2 separate regions of the Homo sapiens genome follow, and region 1 is linked to region 2. Evidence: chromatin loops called from intact Hi-C (ENCODE). Cell type or tissue: heart left ventricle. All regions are shown on one strand. Each heading gives the region's core, and the rest is flanking DNA. Links, peaks and the distances in the headings are about the cores only. Region 1 overlaps EFEMP1 (EGF containing fibulin extracellular matrix protein 1). Region 2 has its middle 110 kb from the start of PNPT1.

The links. Peaks named below come from ENCODE experiments on the same cell type or tissue, not always from the same donor. Only the 100,000 strongest peaks of a DNase experiment are listed, where the experiment ranks them.
Region 1: a loop joins it to region 2, with 2.0 times the contacts of the local background. A loop is called at or near these places in 4 of 110 quality-filtered maps.

What each region holds. Positions count from the first base shown.
Region 1 is chr2:55,882,809-55,888,192 of GRCh38, reverse strand. All of the region lies in intron 5 of EFEMP1 (EGF containing fibulin extracellular matrix protein 1), which reads left to right. Among named protein-coding and RNA genes, the nearest start is that of EFEMP1, 38 kb to the left of the region's middle. In heart left ventricle, for the core only: no CTCF peak of the experiment used is centred there; no DNase peak of the experiment used is centred there; H3K27ac peaks cover 3,937 bases.
Region 2 is chr2:55,802,413-55,807,796 of GRCh38, reverse strand. No RefSeq gene overlaps it. Among named protein-coding and RNA genes, the nearest start is that of PNPT1, 110 kb to the right of the region's middle. In heart left ventricle, for the core only: no CTCF peak of the experiment used is centred there; no DNase peak of the experiment used is centred there.

The DNA.
Region 1 (5,384 bases), core at 69-5,068, 81 kb before region 2:
AGTGGGCAAAAACAGCTGAAGAATGAGAAGTAAAGCCTTTGTTTCTTTGCTCTTCCTCTGTTTCAGCCTATGACCCATTGGTTCATCTGGTTTATGTGTAGTACAGATGAGTCACAGATTGGTCGTTCACATGCATTAGTTGGTTTTCTTCCCCATGTTCATGAACTGTATGCCTAACCTCATCCAATCATCTGGCAAATGAACACTGTTGTCCACAGAGGAAGCTACGTGAGGGGGGTCCATTTGCAATGCAAATCCGTCATCATTGCTAGAAAAGCAATTCGAAGTAGCATGATTTTTTTCCTATGAGAACAGCATATTGTAAAGTTCTGATAGAACACAATGCAATGCCAAGGGCTTCTAGGACACTTGATTTCGCCACTCTCTAAAACAAAGAAATGAACTATCAGGGAGGCTGATAATTTGTTGATTTTGGTGATATTTTTGTTTATCATTTAAAGCACACCAAATTATTAACAATCTGTTTTGCCAGAACTGATAAGAATCTAGAACTATAAATCTACTGCTGGCCATCGATTAAGACAGTTCTCTCTTGTTACTTAATATTAGTATTTATTTTCTCCACTAGAACTGCTTAGCTTGAGTGAATTCTAGCTGATAATTTCAGAAGGGTGAAAAGCTAACTAGAACTGGGCATTTGGCCCAGATAAATCTGATTCCAGTACTATGAAAGAAACAGCAAGGGAACTAGAAAGTCTTTGACAAAAAAATGTTGATAATTGGCTAAAAACTGGGGAGGGAAACAGAAAACTTGGAGAGCTATGAATGTTATTCTAAGTAGAAGAAAGACGCAAGGGAGGAATCAAGGTGCTGTGACATTAACAACCCTATCTTTAAGGCTAAAAAAAATTAAAAACACCTATAAATTCACTTAAAACTACTCTCCAGAACTCATAGGAAATAAGTCTTCCTCAGGACCTAAATTGCAGAAACAAAATGGAAATCTGGTGTTTGAATCTCTGCTCTGTGTGACCCTGGGCAAGTTCCCTCAACTGAGTCTACATTTCAGTGACATCCTTTTTTTTCTTCATCTGTAAACTGTGGATGAAGTAACTACCTCTTCCACAGGGCTATTAGGATTAAATAAGAAGCTTTGTAATTCTGCCTTCCCAATCAAATAATAGATCTTTTTATATTGCTAAGAATTTACCTATTTTTATACCAATTAATTTTAGAATGTTACCAAGTTTGTATATGAATCTGTATAAAATATTATATACTTTTTTCTAAATCAGATTTCAATCTACATAATTTATTATATTAATTACTCAGGTTATCATTATCAATAGCAAATACTGGATGAGTAAAACAGTAGTAAACTTCAGTGCCCTCAGGTCTTGCTGAAGTAATTCTTACCTTCCAGGATTATATTGAAAAACAAAATACTCCAAATACCTCTAAGACCTTCACTCAGTGAGTCCCTTTTATTTAAAAAGTTTCAGAGAGTAAGTAAAAAGAGTACTTTGGTAGGAACTAGTTTATCACCCTGTCTCTAGAAAGGATTGGGAGCAATCATTTTGAGCAGGTGGGTATCTAAATCATTAAGAATGTTGGGAGGAAGGAGGCCAATGGTAAAGAAGCTCTTCCTTCTAACAAACATGAATCCTTTACCTTGACCATTTTTCTACTTTACTCCATTTATGAGATTAAATCAGTTTGATTGAGGAAGCTAGGTATAATAAGGTTTTAAATCCACACAGATCAAGAAGTATCACCAACTTGAATTTAACCACTATCTTTTCTTTAACCACAAGAGTTCACAGGATAGCACCATTAAATAATATTTGCAAAGCATGCACAGTGCCCCACACAGAACTAGTAAAGATACGGTTATTTTACTCCAGGGGTTTACAGTCTGGAAACAAAAAAAGTATATTGTGAAGAATCTGAATACTTTTAAAAATCTGTGTGTTATTGTTGAGGATAGACTCTCTATTTCAGAGATGGAGAAACAAAGAGAAAAAATTGATACCATGACCCTAGATCACACAGGGAGTGACAGATTCAAAATAATTTCAGTCTTCTTTGTCCTATTACTAGTGCATTCTCATCACTAGTCTACAGTGGCTTATTCAAAAGTAGTTCTAAATTATTTCTTAAACCAAAAGCAGCACAAATTATAAAAGTCTAAATGGTACTCAACACCATTCAAGGTGCAGATAATTTTTGCCCATGAAAACATGCTAAAGGGACTCCATGTTGTGGTAAGTTATCAAATTATGGAAAGAACATTGCAGAGATTAAAATGTTGCATAAGAGAGAGAAAGCAGCATGAGTCAGGGGTTTGGGAAATATGAGTCAGACTGAAGGGAAGGAGCCAAAAACATAGAGAATGAGGGCCTAAGCAGGGACTTAATGGACACCACAGAGATGTGGACAAAGTTGTCTCCATTAACTTTGAGAGAAAATCAAATGTGCGGTTCCCTAGACGTGGGGGTCGGTGTGATAAAGAGGCTAGAAGAGCTGAGCAAAGATTAGCCTGTGTTATTTAAAGCAACTAACGGTGCCAAAGTCAGCAAGAGAGGGACCTACAATAGTATAAATCACTAGGAGGGAGCACGTGGGCACATTTTTGAAAAATGAGGGAATCACCAAATATTGCCATTAGCTATTGTTAATGTATTAGAATGACGAAATGTGTTATGGTATTTTAGGAAGCACAATCTATTATTTTGTTCTTTGGTAATGTTAACATTAGGCTCTGTCTACATAGTTCAGAGAGACTCCTTATGTTGTTCAATCCAGACTCTCTAATCCTGCCTTTAAGGCCTTGAATTTTGTTCACGACAGATCTAGCATTTCATGATCCTCTTCAACCAGGCACTGCACCAGGCTCCTCACACAGAGCCCCGGCAGCTGTGCTGACGCCATCTGTCTGCCATTCTTCTCATGGAAACCAGTTTTGTCTTATCAGCATTTTCTAATGTGAGCTGCTTTCTGCCTAGAAACAGCTTCCTTTTCCTGGCAACCCATGTATCTCGTCTTCTTCAAAATGCAGTGGAGAACCCACCTCTTCTGGCGAATCTGCTTTATACCTCATAGCCTCTGCACTCCTGGACTCACTTGCTCAACATCATTTTTCTTTTACTAACATCTTACTGATTTTGCTGTGTTTCTCAGATATACCTTGTTACTCTGCTTCATACATTTTTAGCTCCATTAGGTAAAACACTGATCCTACTTTTCCTGAAACTTTAGGTACCAATTCTCAGCAAATGGTAATAACTCATTTATCCATTTATTGCACAAATATTTATTGAAAATCCACCATGTTTCATGCACTATCCTAGGCACTGGGAATACAGGGGGGAAAATAAGACATAGATCCCCCATCCCCACCCAAAGAGCTTGGGTCCAGGTCCCAGGAAATTTATTAACTGACTGCCTGAAAAACCAAGTGAGCTTAACTGTCAAGGATAAATTATAATCATGCAAAAACAACAAAAAATTTCTCCCCATAGTAATTTGTCCTAGATTATCAGGAAAATCATGGCTGACCTGAGTAGTTTCCCTTATAAATAAAGCATTGCTTTTGCTAATGCAGATATTCTCCCATACAAATGTAGGAAACAGATTTTTCTTACACACCATGGAGATACCTACAAAAGGCTGTGTTTGCACTATGGGAAGTCAGGAGCAAGTAGAGGGCAGTGGACTGTCATCAACACTCCTGGGAGAGCCACCTTTTCCAGAGCATCTGCACAGGGATGGGTATTCTGCTTTGAGTTTCTGACATCATTGTCCATTTTAGTAAATTTTGTATCATAGTGAGCTTTCTGGTATTTATGACAAATGGAAATGCATAGAAGTAGAAAAGCCAAACATAACGGAATTTAACAATGTATAATAATTTTATATGACTTTGCATAGATGTGTAAATAAGTAATTCCAGGATCTCAAAGTATAATTTTCAAAATAATATTGTGTTATTTAAATAAACTAATAAATTGACATTAACGTAATTGAAAATAGGTCAAAGAAATTCAGTCTGTTTATAGCCTTTAGCATTAGATAAACCACCAACAGCAAAGGAGAGGATAAATATTCTAAACCACAGCCAGAGAAGCCATAAATGGAAATGTAGTTAGTAGCTGCCTCCTGGTCACAGAGGTCACTTTTTTGACAATTTTATGAGTCCCAGTAAGTAAAATGTGTAATCACCAGTCAGTCCTAGGTGAGGCAAGTCTTGTTGCAGCTTTGTTTGGGTGTTGGTGGAGAAAGGGAAGGAAAGTAGTGGCAGTGAGCACAGTGGTATTTGTTTTTTGTTGTTGTTTGTTTTTATTAATTTAACTCACCTAATATTTTTATTAAATAACCCACTCAGAAGGTAAACAGACCTCATTCTTAAGAAGGAGTAGCACAGGTTTTTGTGTTTAAAATCTACTTAATGATACATTAATTCCACTGGAAATGTTAGCCTATTTATCAGACACTAAGAAATGAGCAACAAGAAAGTAGGAAGGAAGTCATAGGGCATCAGTTGTAGGAATGCAGCGGGGTGGAGGCAGTTTGCAGATAGATGTCAAAAAGAAAAGCCTCAGTCACTGCTGAGGCCTCCCTTAGAAAATGCAGCAGCCAGCCCAGGGCCTTGATCTGCTGCCAGAGGAAACTTGCCACATCTGAATCTAACATTGCCGTATCTCTCAGGACTGTTATCACTGCAAATGCTGGCAAATGTTCTTGACATAAAACAATAGATACTCTGCTGTCATTTCTGCATTAACGAGTCATAAAGCTCTGAAGAAACCCCAGTAAAAAGGTTTTCATCAAGTGCATCTGAGAAAATAATAAAAGACACAAAAAACAGCAGATAATTTCAAAGCAGGATTGTTGCACCATCGCATAGTACCTAAAAAGGACAGTTTGTAATCACTGACTTGAAAATAATACTAGTAGTAATTATAATAAATTTCAAAACAAAACAAAATAACAAAAACCTTAGCCAAAACTTTAAAACCAAGTTCAAAGAATTACGTAAGTGGATGCTTTATAGATTATTATCCAATAAATAGCCATACATCACTCAAGTATTTTTCATCTCCCCTCCCTCTTTCTTATCGAAAGAATCTCTCTTATCATTTCCACACCCAGCTAAGTGAAGCTGATTTCTGAGGACAACCCTTTTACAATCTCAACTTCATATATTATTATACTGCATAGTGTAAATGCGCAGTCCTCCTTGAAAATACAGAAAAGTGAAAGGCAAACCAACCTCAGGGTCTACTCTCAGAGATTCTTAGAGGGAAGACAGAAATTGGGTGAATTTTTTATTATTGATTCTTTCCCTACTTTTTCTTCCAACATACTACCATGAGTCTGCCACAGTGATGATCTAAGACCTCTGAAATCTGCCTCAGGGGTCT
Region 2 (5,384 bases), core at 235-5,234:
ATTTACATGAGTTTTACATTTTAATATTTCTGAAACCATGGCATGACCTAAAATTAAGGTGTACTCATAATGTGGTGATATTTTTTCTTGTTCATTCTTTTTTTTTTTTTTTTAGATGGAGTCTCACTCTGTCTCCCAGGCTGGAGTGCAGTGGCATGATCTTGGCTCATTGCAACCTCCACCTCCTGGGTTTGAGCAATTCTCCTACCTCAGCCTCCTGAGTAGCTGGGATTACAGGTGTCCGCCACCACGCCTGGCTAATTTTTGTATTTTTGGTAGAGATGGGGTTTCACCATGTTGGCCAGGCTCGTCTCGAACTCCTGACCTCAAATGATCTGCCCACCTTGGCCTCCCAAAGTGCTGGGATTACATGCATGAGGCATCATGCCTGGCCTTTTGTTCATTCTTTTTTTAATCAAAAAGCTGTTATTCAATCTATAGTATATCTCAGAACCGGTGGCATCTTAGAATCAAGGAACTAGAGTGACTTAAGCAGGTTATTTTCCTGAGGACAAGCTTGCCATGCTGCATGCAGAAGAGGAGTGCTGAAGGTGGGTAAAGGCACCTGGGGCTCATCCTGGCTGCACAATAGAATCGCCGTGACACTTTTTGTTGACTTTCGTAGGAAACCCAGGCATCAGTATTTTTTCAATTCTCTTTGCAAACCAGGGTCAAGAGCCACTAATTTAGGTCACCTTGAAGATGGAGAAAAGGGAAGAAAAGGGTGCCACTATTAGGAAACACAAAAAGTGATGGCAGACAACCAGATAGACTTCAGAACTTCACTCTCCTGTCCAGGACCAGGCTTCATTACTATTGCCAATTTGCTAACACTCCAGCCTTACAGCTCCTGAGTAACTTTCACGATCTCTCTAGGGCCCCAAGAAAATTACAATTGAAGAATTTAACTAATAATGGTTTCTGACAAGAAGAAATCAAATATGCTTTCACCTACTCCAAACTCAGCACATATTCAGAAGCAAGATGTATCTTATAAATACATTTCCTATAACTTGTAAACACCTCATTTCCACCATAAAGTCAAGCTCCTGGCTTGAATGAAGAAGTGCTCAGTATTTGCTGAATTGAATTAAATTCACTCCCTCAGGTGTTACTGTCCCTTTTAAAGGGGAGAACAAAATTCAAGAGACAACAATAAGGGGTGCAAAGGAACTAGCCAATTCTAGTTACCTTCTTTACCTAGCAACAGAAAGAGACCTACACAGGTGCAAATAAATGTTGCCTCAGATATTTGCTACCACTGCCAATATCCCTATTTATTTGTTAAATACAGAAAAAAAAACCCAACACAATAAATTTTACAGTGTCTCCCAACTGTCTCAAGACCCAGAGTATAGACTTCTAAACCCAAACACTGGATAAGAGTCTCAAGCCATGCTTTGCTATACCCATAGGATGTGTTTAGGTGGACAGGCCCTGATATTGCCAAGGAGTTGGTTTCAAGCAGTAGAGTCTGAAACTTTACCCTATCTTTTTAGAAACAGTAATTCTCACAATTCCACCAGAGTCAGTTTTCCTTTGTTTTACATTTATTTATTTAGAGAGTTCTAAATATATGCTGGTCTGTTGAAACAGTCTCTGGGACCAAGTACAATAAAAACATTAATTAAAACACACAATTAGAAACACCCAGCAGCGAACCTGGAACAGCATCAAATGAGCTCTCCCGTTTAAATGTCAGTCATAGAAGATAAAGCCTGCGGGTGACCTGCAATGTGGTCCCCTGGCTTTTCTGTGGATTCTTAACTGATGCTGAGGTGAGCACTCTCTGCCAATGGATGCCCATACCCAATCAGTCCATTTCTCTCCTAACTCTTTATTTGGCACAGACTCTTCCTGCCTCTTCTTTTATTCTGCAATGGACTAATGAGAAATTCACAGAATCCCCAAGCTTGGCAGAGATCTGGGCACGAGAATCTTACATAACAGTTGGGCTTTGGCAGGGCAGGACCAGAAGGGCTGGGAGCCCTCAGCTGAAGTGTGCTCTGCAATTTGTGGGCATTGTCACTCTCTCTGAGACTGTATACCCTTGCTTATGGCTCTGAATACTTCAGAATCCAAAAGCAGCAGCAGAATTAACATGGAATGCACACAGAAAGAGTCAAAGGGAACAACACTGAGGGAATAGCATAGATTCAGAAAATGTGAACTCTTCAGATTTGGAGGTGGGGAACCCATCTACAAAAAAAAGAGGTAGGAAACTTTCACTCCCTTGTGACATAGAAATTCCAAATTTGTTTACACAGTTAATTCGGCACGAAAATTTTGAATCTAGCACAGACCTGTTAAGAAATAAGATCTTGTTATTTGCAGACATGTTCTGTCAAGGGATTGTAACCTGTGAAGGATGCCATCAATAGGAAATATGACTTTATAAATTCCATCTTTTTCTTAAAGGCTCTCAAGTAAAACAAAAGCAAAAGATTTTCGCTTCCTTCTTTTATGTATAATTTCCCACAAACCTCCCATCTTAGAAAAACAAGAAAAGAGATGTAAAAAAAAAAAAAATAGCAGATCAATTCTAGGTAGGAATAGTATTTCAAAAGTGGTGGGAACTTATTATTTACTGTTCCACTGGATTCTGTATTATTCATTCCTCTTTATTTTTCCTTAATGACAAATGTGCCAATATCTTATTACAAAGAGGCTACCACCAAAGTAGATAAAAACTGCCTTTTATCAAACATCTGGCCCACATTACATCTCTAGAGTCCCTTTTCAATCAGCCACAGTGTTTTTTACAATTTTGTGATTTCATCAAATTGGCTGAGTCTCATGTGCTGCCTGCTACTACATTCTGAAGTGCCAGGCTGGTACCTAAGAGGAAAAATAACATTTTTCTTCACTCTTAACCCACATTCTGACTTCTCATGCTGAATTCAATCTTCAGCTAATTAGTTCAAGAGCAAGCAACTTTAACCGAGATTCGGTATTACTTTCCTGTTTCTGAGAGCTGGGCTTTCCCCAAATGTTGCTCTCTTGTTACCCTTTGCATTTTAAATGAAGCCATTTTGGAGCATAGCTCTTGTTTTTCCTTTAATATATGCACCCCTTGGGGCTGCGCTGAAGCTTTTGATGGCTCTCTGCCGGCAGTCAGGGCAACAGGACGTCTGCAAGACCCAGCTTTGTCCTGCAGTTGGCATTCATTGCACAGCCCAAGCTGAACAGGGACATTGCAAGTCAATTTTCTCAGAAATGCAGGGTCCCTAGTACTCTAACATAGAGTCTCGAATCTCACTTAGTTTCCACCATTTCATTTTGTTTTAAACATGTAGTATTTCCTTTATTGATAGTTTATGGAATAAAGTTATTCCACAGAAGTCAATTTTCAGATTAACTGAAAACTCAATGTAAGAGTTTGTTGGAAATTCTTTCTAAAATGTTAAATACTTTCCTTGGTCTCAAACAAGGTACACTAAATGTATCTAACTTTTTCTTGATGATTTAGGGTCATCTTTAAACTATCTCATTACATAGGGGTATAAAACAATAACAAATGCATAGAATGAGTTGCCCCTACATTAAATTGCCCCAGGCCACTATGCTTCCTTTGTTACTTTGGCAAATTTTTGTGTTTTATTTTTCTCTCCTTCTGTACTATCAAAGTATCCATAGTCATTCTGCACTGATGTTCTTGTATCAGTCTAGAAACAAACTTTGGGTTTATTGCCTCCAGTTTGCAGATGGCTAGAAACCTAAATAAACAAATCTGTTGCAACAACATCTCCATTAAAAATAAATCCGTTCTAGAGTTATAGGAGGTTCTATCTTCTCATGTAAATGCACGACATCTATTCTGGTTGTATAAAGGTCTTGAGGACTTAATTCCAGCTCATTATTCATATTCCACAGAAGAGAGGTTACCAAACACTTGTCTCTGGATATTTCACAGTTAAGTTCAGTGGTCAGCAATCAATTTGTTCACCATCAAAGTTCTCCTCTTTCCTGATTGTTCTTATCTTCTCTTTGTCTGATTCCTGCTTTGAGTCATTTTCAGTAAGCTTTACATTATCCACCAACAGGAAAGAAAGCATGAAGGAAAGAGCAAAACATTTTAATCTATGCAAATTGAACTTCAATTTTTTTTTTGGTGGGGGAAGCATGAAAGTACATTGAAATTTGAGATTATTTGAACATTTTATTTTTTTAATTTGCTTCTCACCAAAATGGAAGCCTGAAGCTTGGCTGTGACACAGGCACCTACCACTTTCTTTTTTTTTTTTTTTTTTTTTTTTTCTTTTTTTGAGACAGAGTCTCCCTCTGTCACCCAGGCTGGAATCCAATGGTGCAATCTCACCTCATTGCAACCTCTGCCTCCCGGGTTCTAAGCGATTCTCCTGCCTCAGCCTCCTGAGTAGCTGGGATTACAGCCATCTGCCACCATGTCTGGCTATTTTTTGTATTTTTAGTAGAGACAGGGTTTCGCCATGTTGGCCAGGCTAGTCTCGAACTCCTGACCTCAGGTGATCCACCTGCCTCGGCCTCCCAAAGTGCTGTGATTACAGGCGTGAGCCACCGCGCCCGGCCAACCACTCTTATATGTAGCATTCTGCCCTACTTATAAAAGTCTCAACCCCTTTGACTAAAATCCCAACAGCTTTTTGAAATGCCTGTTCAAGATGATCCAGGCCAAGTTGACTTGGAGTGTCAAAAGAGCCCCATAGAAATATAAAAGCTTTTATTCAACACCACACTGAATGATACTGGCACTGGTCAGGAATAGGATGACCAACTCAATCTGGTGTGCCAAGGACCATCCTAATTTGAAGTTGAAAGTCCCATGTCTTGGGAACTTTCTCAGTCCTAGGCAAATTGAGACAATTGGTCACCCTACTGGAAGGTGAACCCTCAAAGGTCTCTCGTGTTTTCCCCCAGGTGGAGCTTTTATCTTCAAAGCATTTCTAAGAATTCAAAGACATCCATCTTCTTCTTTTCTCTTTCTGCCAAGTCAGTCTGGCTAATTCTTTCTTAGAAACATGTCTAACATCAATCCCGTCTTTTCCTATTGCCACCAGTTTGGGCCTTTATCCTCTGGTCCTGGGTTACTTCCATGAAGTCTTCCTGTCTTCTCTCCAGTAAACATGCTACTCTCAGATTAATCTTTTTAAAACCCTGTTTTGCACAAGTTCCAGTTAAAGTCCCAGCTCTTCCATAAAGTCTGGCATCTTCCTGGGCAGGAGGGAACGAGTGAGCAGGGCAGAAGAAAGGCGTGGCAAGAGGTATCAGCTGCTCAGTGCTGGTAAGAGTGCTGCAGGGCCAGTGGAGGGATTATTACCTCCCAGAAGCTGCTAAGGAGCAAAATCAAGACAGGCTGCAGAGCAGAGACAGGCAGGGAACTAAGGTCAGTAATATAGAAAAGAGGT